Linked DNA regions of Homo sapiens: region 2 is linked to region 1. A link is a contact called in ENCODE Hi-C or POLR2A ChIA-PET data. All regions are on one chromosome and are shown on one strand. The core of a region is the stretch at or near the end of the contact, and the rest is flanking DNA. Distances in the headings are between cores, read along the strand shown.

Region 1 (6,446 bases), core at 433-2,932:
CACCACAACCTCCACCTCCTGGGTTCAAGCAATTCTCCTGCCTCAGCCTCCTGAGTAGGTAGGATTACAGGCATGCACCACCACGTCCAGCTAATTTTGTATTTTTGGTAGAGATGGAGTTTCTCCATGTTGGTCAGGCTGGTCTTGAACTCCCGAACTCAGGTGATCCACCTGCCTCAGTCTCCCAAATTACTGGGATTACAGGTGTGAGCCACCGTGTCTGGCCAAACCTCTTTTTCTTTATAAATTACCCAGTCTTGGGTATGTGTTTATCAGCAGCATGAAAATGGACTAACACATTAGCTGACTTTGGAATCAAAGCTTGAGTCACATGCTTTCACCATACTTACACTATAAAGAAAAATCCAGATGGATATAACGCACACTAAAAAGTGGAGAGGATTTCTTCTTGGTAATGGAAAGTTTTTAAAAGTAAAAAAACTTTTACTTTATTCTTACCTGTATTTTTTACTTTTTCTATAGTGAAGCCCTATTAAATGATAAAAGTTCATGAACAATATTCAATTCACTTGTTCTCCCACGACCTACTTTGCAGACTGAAGATAGAGTTCATTATCAAAAGCAACCTGGGTGATTCTAGCAGTGAACCCCAACCTGAGCCAGCTCCTGGACTCACAGATCTGCTATTTTTCACTGCAAGACAGGAACTAGTAGGGTGACAGTATTGGGGATAAAGTAATCCAGCTGAGGCCGGGCGCAGTGGCTCACACCTGTAATCCCAGCACTTTGGGAGGCTGAGGCGGGCAGATCACAAGGTCAGGAGATCGAGACCATCCTGGCTAACACAGTGAAAACCCGTCTCTACTAAAAATACAAAAAATTAGCCAGGCGTGGTGGCGGGCGCCTGTAGTCCCAGCTGCTTGTGAGGCTGAGGCAAGAGAATGGTGTGAACCCAGGAGGCGGAGCTTGCAGTGAGCCGAGATCGCGCCACTGCACTCCAGCCTGGGAGACAGAGCGAGACTCCGTCTCAAAAGAAAAAAAAAAAAAAATTAATCCAGCCGAATTGAGGGATACACCAACTGACTCATTGTGTTACAATGCTAGTTCAGAAACTCCCAGGCTACCCTTGTTCTATCATTCTCTTTGGAATGATCAGTTTTGTGATTTGTACACAAATCATAGTCCTAATACAGTCTGTGTTTTGCTAACACAGTCCTAGTTTTAGCTAACCACACAGTATCATTTCTGCATAGAAGTAAGAATTCTCATTTTTCCAATGCTTAATTGATTCTTAAGGGAAGAGTACTTCATGTGATAGGATAATTTGGTTTAGATTTATCATGCTGAGCATCTGATAAGACAAATTAGTAACTCTGCCTGTTTGAAAGAATTTAGAAACACAACCAGTTTAGCCACCCCATGTTGTTCAGCCAGTATACAAACCCGTCTTATGTTCTTGGATTTTTCAGAACCTCTCCCTATAGAAAAAAACGCCCTTTTTCTTTGCTTGTTAAGTTCTTTTATCTTGGCACATGTGCTCAGAAATTGTAGGTAATATCTAAAAGGGTAAAGAAATATAAACAAAGCATCCTTCCAAACAAATCTTCATCAAGTAAAGTTTTATTTGATGTTGAGAAGTCTATTTGTCTAGCAGGAACAATGAAGATCAATGGCCCATCCGGGGGCACTCTCTCCCCAGGAAATTGCAGTGGTTTTCAGCCCAGCCTCTTTCTTCTCTTTGCCTGCGTCTCAGCTGGGACAGCTTTGAAAATCTAGAAGCAGCCATAAAAGGACCCACACAGGAAGTTTTCATATTCTACTGAGAAAGGGGACATAGTAAAAAACAGGTCATTTATTTTTACATGCTCCTTTGCCTTTTTCTCCTCTCCTGCTTATTGTCCCATCACAAAAATTGTGAAAAGGAGTAAAATCTTGTCACCTTAAGATCCACCTAAATGTAAAATGTAGAGCAATTGTAGTTACCACTGTTCTGTTCAGAAGCAAACAAGATAATTCACATATGTAAGGTAATATGGTTTGGCTGTGTCCCCACCGAAATCTCATCTTGAACTGTAGATCCCATAATCCCCCTGTGTTGTGGGATGGACTCAGTGGGTGGTAATTGAACCATGGGGGTGGTTATCTTCATGCTGTTCACATGATAGTAAGTGAGTTCTCACAAGATCTGATGGTTTTACAAGGGGTTTTTCCCCCCTTTACTCTGTATTTCTCCTGGCTGCCGCCATGTGAAGAAGGACGTGTTTGCTTCTCCTTCTGCCATGACTGTAAGTTTCCTGAGGCCTCCCCAGCCCTAAGGAACGTGAGTCCATTAAACCTCTTTCCTTTATAAATTACCCAGTCTCAGGTATATCTTTATTAGCAGCATGAGAACAGACTAATACATAAGGGATGTTGTACACATCAGGGACTATAAATCTGTACAGTTTATGTTAGCATGTAAGTGCACAAGCAGTGGTGTAGGTTCTTGGTTTTGTTGTGTGCTGTTTAGTTCAGCCTGATGAAAAATGATATCACTGCATTTGCATAGTGCACAAACTTTCTTTGAGCAAGAACTTCCTTTTCCCTTGGATGGGCCATGGGAGATACTACAAAGGACAAAACAAGCCTTGTGAACCTAGTGAGATGATAGACAGCATTCTTTAGGAGGTTACAAAAGAAGGTCATGAAGAACAACTATTGTCCCTGACCCAAATCCCCTAATAAGGTTTCTAGGAGACTTTAATTCAGCATTAAGCTTCCACAGGACATACTTTAAGAAAGGGTAGAACTGAATGAAGGTCTACTCAGGCTAGCTTTCTCTTTTCTGGCAGCATCATCAGGCACATTGAATTTCACATTTTTTTTTATTTTTTAGTTTTTTGAGACAGAGCCTTGTTCTGTCACACAGGCTGGAGTGCAGTGGCATGATCTTGGCTCACTGCAGCCTCTGCTTCCTGGGTTCAAGAAATTCTCCTGCCTCAGCCTCTTGAGTAGCTGAGATTACAGTCGCACGCCATCATGCCTGGCTAATTTTTGTATTTTTAATAGAGAGGGGGTGTCGCCATGTTGGTCAGGCTGGACTTGAACTCTTGACCTCAGGTAATACACCTGCCTTGGCCTCCCAAAGTGCTAGGATTACAGGCATGAGCCACCGTGCCCAGCTGAACTTCACATATTTTTAAATGTAAAAAACATTTTTAAATGGAAGTCAGTCATGATTTTCTTCACAAACATTTCATTTCACTGCAATTCTAGCTTTTCTCCCCATTAAGAATAGAGAGTGTGTTAGTCCATTTTGTGTTTCTATAAAGGAATACCAGAGACTGGGTAATTTGTTTTTAAAAAAGAAGTTTATTTGTCTCATGGCTCTGCAGGCTGTAGAAGCATGGCATCAGCATCTGCTTTGCTTCAGGGGAGGCCTCAGGAAGCTTTTACTCATGGAAGAAGGTGAAGGGAAAGCAAGTGTGTCACATGAAGAGAGAGGGTGCGAGAGAGAGAGAGAGAGTGGGGAGATGCCACACTCTTTTATACAACAAGATCTCAGCTGAACTTACTACCACTCATTACCTTGAGGAAAGCACCAAGCCATTCATGAAGGATCCATCCCCATGGCCCAGCACCTCCCACTAGGCCCCATCACCAACACTGGGGAATCACATTTCAACATGAGATTTGGAGTGAACAAATATCCCAGCCATATCAAAAGGGTTATTTTCAATTGTTATTGTGAACGTGTTCTCTTCTGTCTTGTCAAAGCTCATTAACACTGCACACTCAATCTGCAGACAAAATGGTGGACAAGATTGTTGAATGGGTCAGTGAATATCCGTCCAAGGCTGAGGCACTTCTGTAGGGCTCAACAAGCTGTGGCAATCAACAACAGTCCAACCGAGCAACACACATATACCATTGAGCCAAGCATGGTGCTCAGCGTAGTGGGAGAAAACAGAGACTAACATGGTGTGTATTTTAAGGAGAAAAGGGGAGGAGGAATTAATACTTATTGTGCACTCACCATATACTTGGCACTGTGCTAGCCATTTTAAAAATACACAAAGAAATTACAGGCCACAGCTGCTGCCCCTAGGAAGCATGCAAGCTAATTGAGGAGTAAAATGCACACACACACACACACGCACACACACACATTTACACACACTACCTTACATTCTTTTTGGAACAAACCAAGGCATAAATAACAAAACAATTACTATGACTACTGCTAACAGCTAATACTTATGGAGTGTTTTCCATGAGCCATGTTCAATTGTAAATACTTTATATGTATTAACTCATTTAATCCTCTCAATTTAATGGGATTGGCCCTATTATTTTTCCATTTTACAACTATGGAAAATGAGGAAGAGAGGTAGGCTGGTAAACAGTAGAGCTGGGGTTTCAACCTGGGCAGTCATGCTGAAGACCCTATACCATTAACCCTACAGACTATGCTGCCTTTGTACATCATGTATGTACATGAAAAGTAAGTTGTGAAATAAAACTATAATCAGGTAGCCTTGCTATCCAATATCAGGAACTGATTAGATGTGTGTGTGTGTGTGTGTGTGTGTGTGTGTGTGTATTTATTTATATTAACATACTGCTTAGGGCCCTCACTATCCATACACTTAATACTTGCTCTTTGAAACTGGGAACCAAATATATTTAAATAATATAAGTATCCCTTGCTACCCAAACTCACTACTAAACCTTCACCATTCAATCTCAGAAACTGAATAATTTGGAAAGGAGTGATACTCGTATAAGGGTCAAATAATTGGAACAAATAATGAACGCAAAAAGAGATGGCAGTTGAAGTAAAGTTCTCAAGGACAAATAGATGTTAGTTCAAAGAAGGAGAAGGCCAGAGCAGCTGAGACATTCAGGTAGGAAATAACAACATGTGTTCACAACAAGTAGATTCGAGAGCCTGTGTATGGAGAGGGGCCAGAGATGAAGCTAGACAGGGACGCAGGGTCTAGATTGTCAGGGCATTGATTGAACTTCACAGTGTAGACAATGGTGGTCATTGGGTAATTTTAAGCAGGTAAGTGATGTGATCAGATTTGTGAATTTAAAAGATCACTGTGGCTTTGGGATTTCAAAAGATTCCATGTTAAATGGTTCTGCATGTTTTAGAATACTGTGTGGAAGGAATGGTATCTGTGCTGCAAACCACAGAATCCTAATGGTGAGACTTTATTGCTAGGTAGCCATGCTGGTGTGAAAACCCTTGGAAGAGCTACGGGGAGGGTGGGGAGTGGATGTGGTGGCTCACGCCTGTAATCCTAGCACTTTGGGAAGTTGAGGCAGATGGATCACTTGAGGTCAGGAGTTTGAGATCAGCCTAGCCAACATGGTGCAACCCTGTCTCTATTAAGAATACAAAAATTAGCCGGGTGTGGTGGTGCACACCTTTAGACCCAGCTATTCAGGAGGCTGAGGCACTAGAACTACTTGGACTCAAGAGGTGGAGGCTGCAGTGAGCTCCAGTGTAGGTGATAGCATGAGACTCCCTCTCAAAAAAAAAAAAAAAAAAAAAATGAAGAAGAAGAAGTAGAAGAACAAGAAGAAGAAGCTACAGGGGACAGTGGAGCTGCCAAGCTGCCACCTGGACACATCTCCAAATATACAGATTATGAAATGTGGCTACCTGTGCAGCATTGAATTTCTTGTTGATCCTTCCATCGCACAAAATAAATTGGAAAGCTACATTTTGTTTATAAATGGCATAGACATTATGTACATTTATGAAGGGATTTGAATTCTTCAAAACAACATGGAACTGCTTCTTCAAGGACAACAGAGAGTGTCTTCTGCTGCTTCAAATCTCTCTGTGTTCTGTCTCTGACTCTTAGGCCCTCTTTTAATGGGCTCACCTGATTAGGCCCACACAAGATAATCTTCCTTTGGAGTAACAATTCTCATTTTATATGTATATAAAAGAATAGGCTAGTGCCGTTATGGAGGCCAAGAAGCGCCGTGAGAACCAGAGAAGCTGGAGGTGTAATTTACTCTGAATCTGAAAGCCTTAGAGCCAGGGGTGCTGATGGTACAAGTCACAGTCTGAGTCCTAAAGCCTGAGAACCAGGAGCTTCCATGACTGAAGGCAGGAGAAGATGGATGTCTCAGCTCAAACAGAGAGAGCAAATTCCCTCTTCTTCTCCCTTTTTGTTCTATTCAGGCCCTCAGTGGATTAGATGACACCTACCCACTTTGGTGAGGGTGATCTTCTTTTCTCAGTTACCAATTCAAATGCTAATCTCTTCCAGATACACACAGAAATAATGTTTCACCAGTTATCTGGGCATCCCTTATCTCAGTCAAGTTGATGCAAAATTAACCATTGCACTTTCCTACAGAAATGGATATAAATGGAGTTACTTTGAAAATTAGTTGCTTTGTATTGTGTTGGGAGAGAGATGCTGGCATGGCAGTAATTACTATCCTGTTTCCTTTTCTTCCAGGATGTAGAACCAGACTCA
Region 2 (5,909 bases), core at 1,992-4,491, 110 kb after region 1:
GTTTAACAAAGCACATCTTGCACCGCCCTTAATCCATTTAACCCTGAGTGGACACAGCACATGTTGCAGAGAGCACAGGGTTGGGTTGGGGGTAAGGTCACAGATCAACAGGATCCCAAGGTAGAAGAATTTTTCTTCGTACAGAACAAAATGAAAAGTCTCCCATGTCTACCTCTTTCTACACAGACACGGCAACCATCCGATTTCTCCATCTTTTCCCCACCTTTCCCCCCTTTCTATTCCACAAAACTGCCATTGTCATCATGGCCCGTTCTCAATGAGCTGTTGGGTACACCTCCCAGACAGGGTGGTGGCCGGGCAGAGGGGCTCCTCACTTCCCAGTAGGGGTGGCCGGGCAGAGGCGCCCCTCACCTCCCGGACGGGGTGGCTGGCCGGGTGGGGGGCTGACCCCCCCACCTCCCTCCCGGACGGGGCGGCTGGCCGGGCCGGGGACTGACCCCCCCACCTCCCTCCCGGAGGGAGCGGCTGGCCAGGCAGAGGGGCTCCTCACTTCCCAGTAGAGGCGGCCGGGCAGAGGCTCCCCTCACCTCCCGGATGGGGCGGCTGGCCGGGCGGGGGGCTGACCCCCACCTCCCTCCCGGACGGGGCGGCTGGCCAGGCAGGGGGCTGACCCCCCCCCCCACCTCCCTCCCGGACGGGGCGGCTGGCCGGGCAGAGGGGCTCCTCACTTCCCAGTAGGGGCGGCCGGGCAGAGGCGCCCCTCACCTCCCAGACGGGGCGGCTGGCCAGGCGGGGGGCTGACCCCCCCACCTCCCTCCCGGACGGGGCGGCTGGCCAGGCGGGGGGCTGACCCCCCCACCTCTCTCCTGGATGGGGCGGCTGGCCGGGCAGAGGGGCTCCTCACCTCTCAGACAGGGCGGTTGCCAGGCAGAGGGTCTCCTCACTTCTCAGACGGGGCGGCCGGGCAGAGACGCTCCTCACATCCCGGACGAGGCGACAGGGCAGAGGCGCTCCCCACATCTCAGACGATGGGCGGCCGGGGAGAGACGCTCCTCACTTCCTAGATGGGGTGGCGGCCGGGAAGAGGCGCTCCTCACTTCCTAGATGGGATGGCGGCCGGGCAGAGATGCTCCTCACTTTCCAGACTGGGCAGCCAGGCAGAGGGGCTCCTCACATCCCAGACGATGGGCGGCCAGGCAGAGACGCTCCTCACTTCCCAGACGGGGTGGCGGCCGGGCAGAGGCTGCAATCTCGCCACTTTGGGAGGCCAAGGCAGGCTGCTGGGAGGTGGATGTTGTAGCGAGCCGAGATCACGCCACTGCACTCCAGCCTGGGCACCATTGAGCACTGAGTGAAGGAGACTCCGTCTGCAATCCCGGCACCTCGGGAGGCCGAGGCTGGCGGATCACTCGCGGTTAGGAGCTGGAGACCAGCCTGGCCAACACAGCGAAACCCCGTCTCCACCCAAAAAATACGAAAACCAGTCAGGCGTGGCGGCGCGGGCCTACAATCGCAGGCACTCGGCAGGCTGAGGCAGGAGAATCAGGCAGGGAGGTTGCAGTGAGCCGACATGGCAGCAGTACAGTCCAGCTTCGGCTCGGTATCAGAGGGAGACCGTGGAAAGAGGGGAGAGGGAGAGGGGGAGGGGGAGGGGGAGGGGGTTCCTTTTTTTCTGTGCATACCTCCTCCCTTTTTTGAAAAACATTTTGTGATTTTACTGTGAATAATTAAAATAAAAGGAAATGTGGGGAATGCTAAGACACAAAACACTAAAGAAAAAAAATGACTTATAATCTTACCACTTTGATAACATTTTGATGTCTTTTTTTTTCTTATAAAAACTGGGACCATTTAAGCTCTAAATACTGCTTTGTATGTGTTTTTTTTTCACTTAACATTTTTCATTCACAATTGAGATCATTTTGGACAAAGTGGGTGATGACAAATCTGATCCCTTCATACAAAGTGTTTCTATTGTTTTAAGAGTGCAAAGGAAGTTTAGGATTTCTGAGAAGTAACCAACTGTTTCATCAGTGTTATATGTAGATCAGGGTAGCATTTTAATTTTGTATCTTACAAATGGCAGCAGAATTACTTTTTAACAATTAGCACTTGGTTAAAAAAAAAGATAAATTGACTTGGAAAGAACGTAACTTTTAAATGTACCTTCTCTTCCTAATAACTGACTCACTAGGAAATGCCATTCTGTCATTGTAGATTTATTGCTGTGTTACAGGGATAATGATTATCTGTAGGTTTTCTACCTTCTCTAACTCTACTACGTGAACCCTGTAGTATCTATAATAGAGATGAGCTATGGAGAATCCCATTCCATGGACTTTTACTGAATGTTGAAACTGTGAGCCCTCACATTTCAGCAGTAATGGAGCAGAGTGTGGAGTTCTGGAGCCAGGCTGCCTGGATTAAAGTCACCTTTGATACTTGCTACCTGTGTGACCTGGCATAGGTTACTTAACCTCTCTGTTCTGTAGTTTTACATCTTTAAATGGGGCTGGAAATAATAGAAGCTACCCCATAGAGTTATTGTAAGGATGAAATGAGTTAATATCTGAAAAATGCTTGAAATAGTAACTGTACACATTATACATCAATATGTGACTATTATTAATAGTATTTTTTTCTGTGTGTCTCACTGGTTGCTACTGGTTTTCAGAGTTCTTGTTTGGGTTTCATGCTAGTGACATTCATTTCTCTTCTTTAACATTGACTTCCCTACGTCTAGGGTTTTCCTGGTTACTTCTGTTCAATCTTTCCTTCGTTTGCCTTTTCTGAAGTGACCTTTATTTTCTTTCCTACTCCCTCCTTTACTTTGCCCTTTCTCTAACAGCAGTAGCGGGGACTTCACACCAGGGGACTTCAGCCGGGACAGATCCTTGGAGCTCAACATTTACTCACCTTCCTTTTCCAGTTCCTATGTTCTCAGAAGCCAGCCCACGTGCCTGTCTTGCAGGAACATTGCCCGACCTAACCTGTGACTAATTGGAAAACCCTTCGTTTAGGACTTTTGTAGTTCTCTGTTTAGTCATTATCTGCTTCCTGTTCCTGGAAGGAAGAGAAACACTGGCTTGCATGTGGGGATGTGGGTGCCTGCCTGGCCTTGTGGTACCACCTGAGCAGTGCTGTGTGGTCGCTGCTCACTCACCCCCAGGGCTTATCTTTTCTGCACCCCACATTTAACACTGCCCCTTCCAGCCCAGCTCATGTGATTCCTTGTCCTTTTCTGGATGTTTGATTTTATATCCCCAGCTGAGCTGTGAGCTTGGTGAGGATAGCAACTGCTTTGCTCTTATTACCACAGATAATAATAATCACAGCAATAATGGCTAGCATTTATCAAGTCTTAACTTGGATAAACCCTAGTAATCTCATATAAGGCTTAGAAACTATTATTATTTTATGGATGAGGAAACTGAGGCACAGAGATGCTAATTGACCTTGCCTGGGGCTTCACAGCTAGGAAACAAATTGAACACAGTGCAGCCAAGAAAAAAGCCAGTTTCTGCTTTTGCTTCCATGCTTCATAGGGAGTAGTCTTGCTTCAGAGTTGGCCCTGCGTGCAACAGACCTTGGTTCAAATGTTGGCCCAGCCATTTCCCAGATGAGTGACTTCAGCTTCAATACTTTGTTCTTGATCATCTCCATTTCTAAGATGGGTTTAATATTAACACCTATCTCAGAGTTGTAGAGATAAGAAATGATAATGTAAGTAAAAATTCCAGTAAAGGTTAGTGGCTGTTAGCAGTTGGTGGTAAAGTAGTTGAGCATCCTAGAGGCCCTGGATCTGGAAATCATAAACCCCCAACACTCCACAGGGGCATCAGTCACCATCTCTCTTTCTCCCTCTGCCTGGTCGGGTGCTGGGCCAGTCTTCCTTTCTGACGCCCTTGCTTCCCTCCAGCCAGCTCAGCACCACCCATTTTTTCCCCATGTGATTAGTTTATGTCCTATTCTGCAGGGTAGAAATGACTTGGCTGGACTTCTAACCCTGACAGGTGCCAGTTGTGCCCAGAAACCAGGGATCTAGCTCCCCAAGGACTGGTTTCCTGCACCAGCTCTCTGTAAGCTTCAGGGAATTCACTGATTTCCTAAAGGAGCACCCCTTTGACCCCATTTCTTCCCGTTGCTACTGGAGACAGGCTGAGATGGCGTGTTTCCTCCTATTTGATGGTTTTTTTCTGGCCCTTGCTACTTAGACTTCCTCCCATAGTTTAAATAATTTCTAACCTAGTTCTTGGTTGGCCTCTTGCAAGGAATATACATGAACAGTTCTGTTAGGACTCGCAGCCACGTGGAAATTGGGCAGTAGCCTTTGGTGAGGTTGTGTAAGCTCGGATTTAGCGTCCCCTTATGGATCTGGCAGTTGGGGATGAATTGGAGTCCTGTGAAAATCCAGTTGAGAGCTAGTTCCCCAAGCTGGGTTTAGGAATGTGCTGCTATTTATAGCCTTTCTTTTGGATCTTTGCAAACTGGAAACTTCTGTTGATTTCGATGAACCCAGGAGCATGCTGGTATATTTACATCCTTCAGAAAGGACTTACCCAACAAGGGGGTGAAGCAGTGGGGTGTATCAGTTGTCCAGCTCTGAAAAGAATCTACTTATTTATGTTTGTAAAAACTGTTGGCATTTGGCAAATGGGGTGTAAGTACACTGGATATTCTGTTCTACCAAATAGGATCTTAACAAAACTGCTTATAAAGTTACTGTGAACTTGGGGACTTGATTGATTACCCAGGAGCCCTTCTGCAATGAGAGAATTTGCTTTCACATATAACATTGCTGCAGCAGATGTTTCAGGCACTCCTACTGTGTTGCAGGAACTGTGTTAGGGATTAGAGGTACAAACCTTCACTTCCCCACCTCCACTTAGGGAAAGAGGTGTTTGACTTCAGTCAGGGTTTTCCGGCGAGTTCTGTGTCCTGCTGGGATTCCTGCCTTTGACCGTGGTATGTCTGAGTGGTGCGCTGTTGTAGTGAGGTGGGTGGGGAAAATGTCCTCCTAAGCTTTGGTTCTTCTGCTTGGCTCATTTCTCTGCCTCGACCCAGTGATATCATGTAGGCCACTGATTTATTTACAGAATGATGATATTACCTAACTTCTTGGGATTAGGGATTTCAAATAAAAGAATGAATGTGAAAGTGCATTGAAAAGTGTGTTATTTGGGTGGGAACTTTTATATCTTGTACTGTGTGTCCCTATCTCATGTGTATGATTGAAAATTTTCTTTATTCCTCTCCTTTCTTTTTAAATATTTTTTCTGAAAGATTTTTAGATGCCATGTAATTAACATTGCTAGTACAAATTATGTTTGTGGCAACCACTGAATAACAGTTTTTGAGCAATAATGTGAACACATGCATCTGTGAATAAGGTGCTTTTCAATAGCTAGAGAAAGGTCTTTTACTTTTACCTTTATGATAGTTATAGAGGGAGATGAAGTAGTTATACATGAGTGATTTTTTTTTTTTTTTGAGATGGAGTCTCACTCTGTCACAGTGATGGGATCTCAGCTCACTGCAAGCCCTGCCTCCCAGGTTCAACCCGGGTTCAAGCAATTCTCCTGCCCCAGCCTCCCAAGCAGCTGGGACTACAGGCACGTGCCACCATGCCCAGCTAATTTTTGTATTTTTAGTAGAGACGGGGTTTCACCATGTTGGCCAGGATGGTCTTGATCTCTTGACCTTGTGATCCACCTGCCTCGGCCTCCCAAAGTGCTGGGATTACAGGCATGAGCCACTGCGCCCGGTCGATCTTTTGTTTTTTGCAGTTAAAATTAATATTGGGAAATTTTGTGCTATGAAGGTTTTTAAAAAATGAAGCCACTACAAATTTCATTCACCTACAGCTGACTTCAGTCTTTTTTTTATGAAGATGATTTTTACACCAGAAGAAGATATGTGCAAGTTCCAGTGTTAATCGTATATCATAG

The links. A loop is a pair of places that touch in the nucleus more often than their neighbours do. ChIA-PET counts read pairs that join two places held with the same protein, here RNA polymerase II (POLR2A). Pooled maps may share reads with other maps.
Region 2: a loop to region 1 is called in a pooled map, with 2.0 times the contacts of the local background. The contact joins two enhancer-like sites. A Hi-C loop is called at or near these places in 2 of 50 pooled maps. POLR2A ChIA-PET finds 5 or more read pairs at or near these places in 2 of 52 experiments (H1 and PC-9).

The regions. Positions count from the first base shown.
Region 1 is chr4:37,776,212-37,782,657 of GRCh38, reverse strand. No RefSeq gene overlaps it. Among named protein-coding and RNA genes, the nearest start is that of PGM2, 47 kb to the left of the region's middle. Within about 2 kb of position 1,682, at least 2 of the 41 ENCODE cell types and tissues checked have a DNase peak (open chromatin) inside an H3K27ac peak, as active enhancers do.
Region 2 is chr4:37,663,915-37,669,823 of GRCh38, reverse strand. The region is part of intron 1 of RELL1 (RELT like 1); the gene reads left to right. Among named protein-coding and RNA genes, the nearest start is that of RELL1, 20 kb to the left of the region's middle. RefSeq lists enhancers at 2,716-3,273, 2,556-3,755. Within about 2 kb of position 3,241, at least 21 of the 41 ENCODE cell types and tissues checked have a DNase peak (open chromatin) inside an H3K27ac peak, as active enhancers do.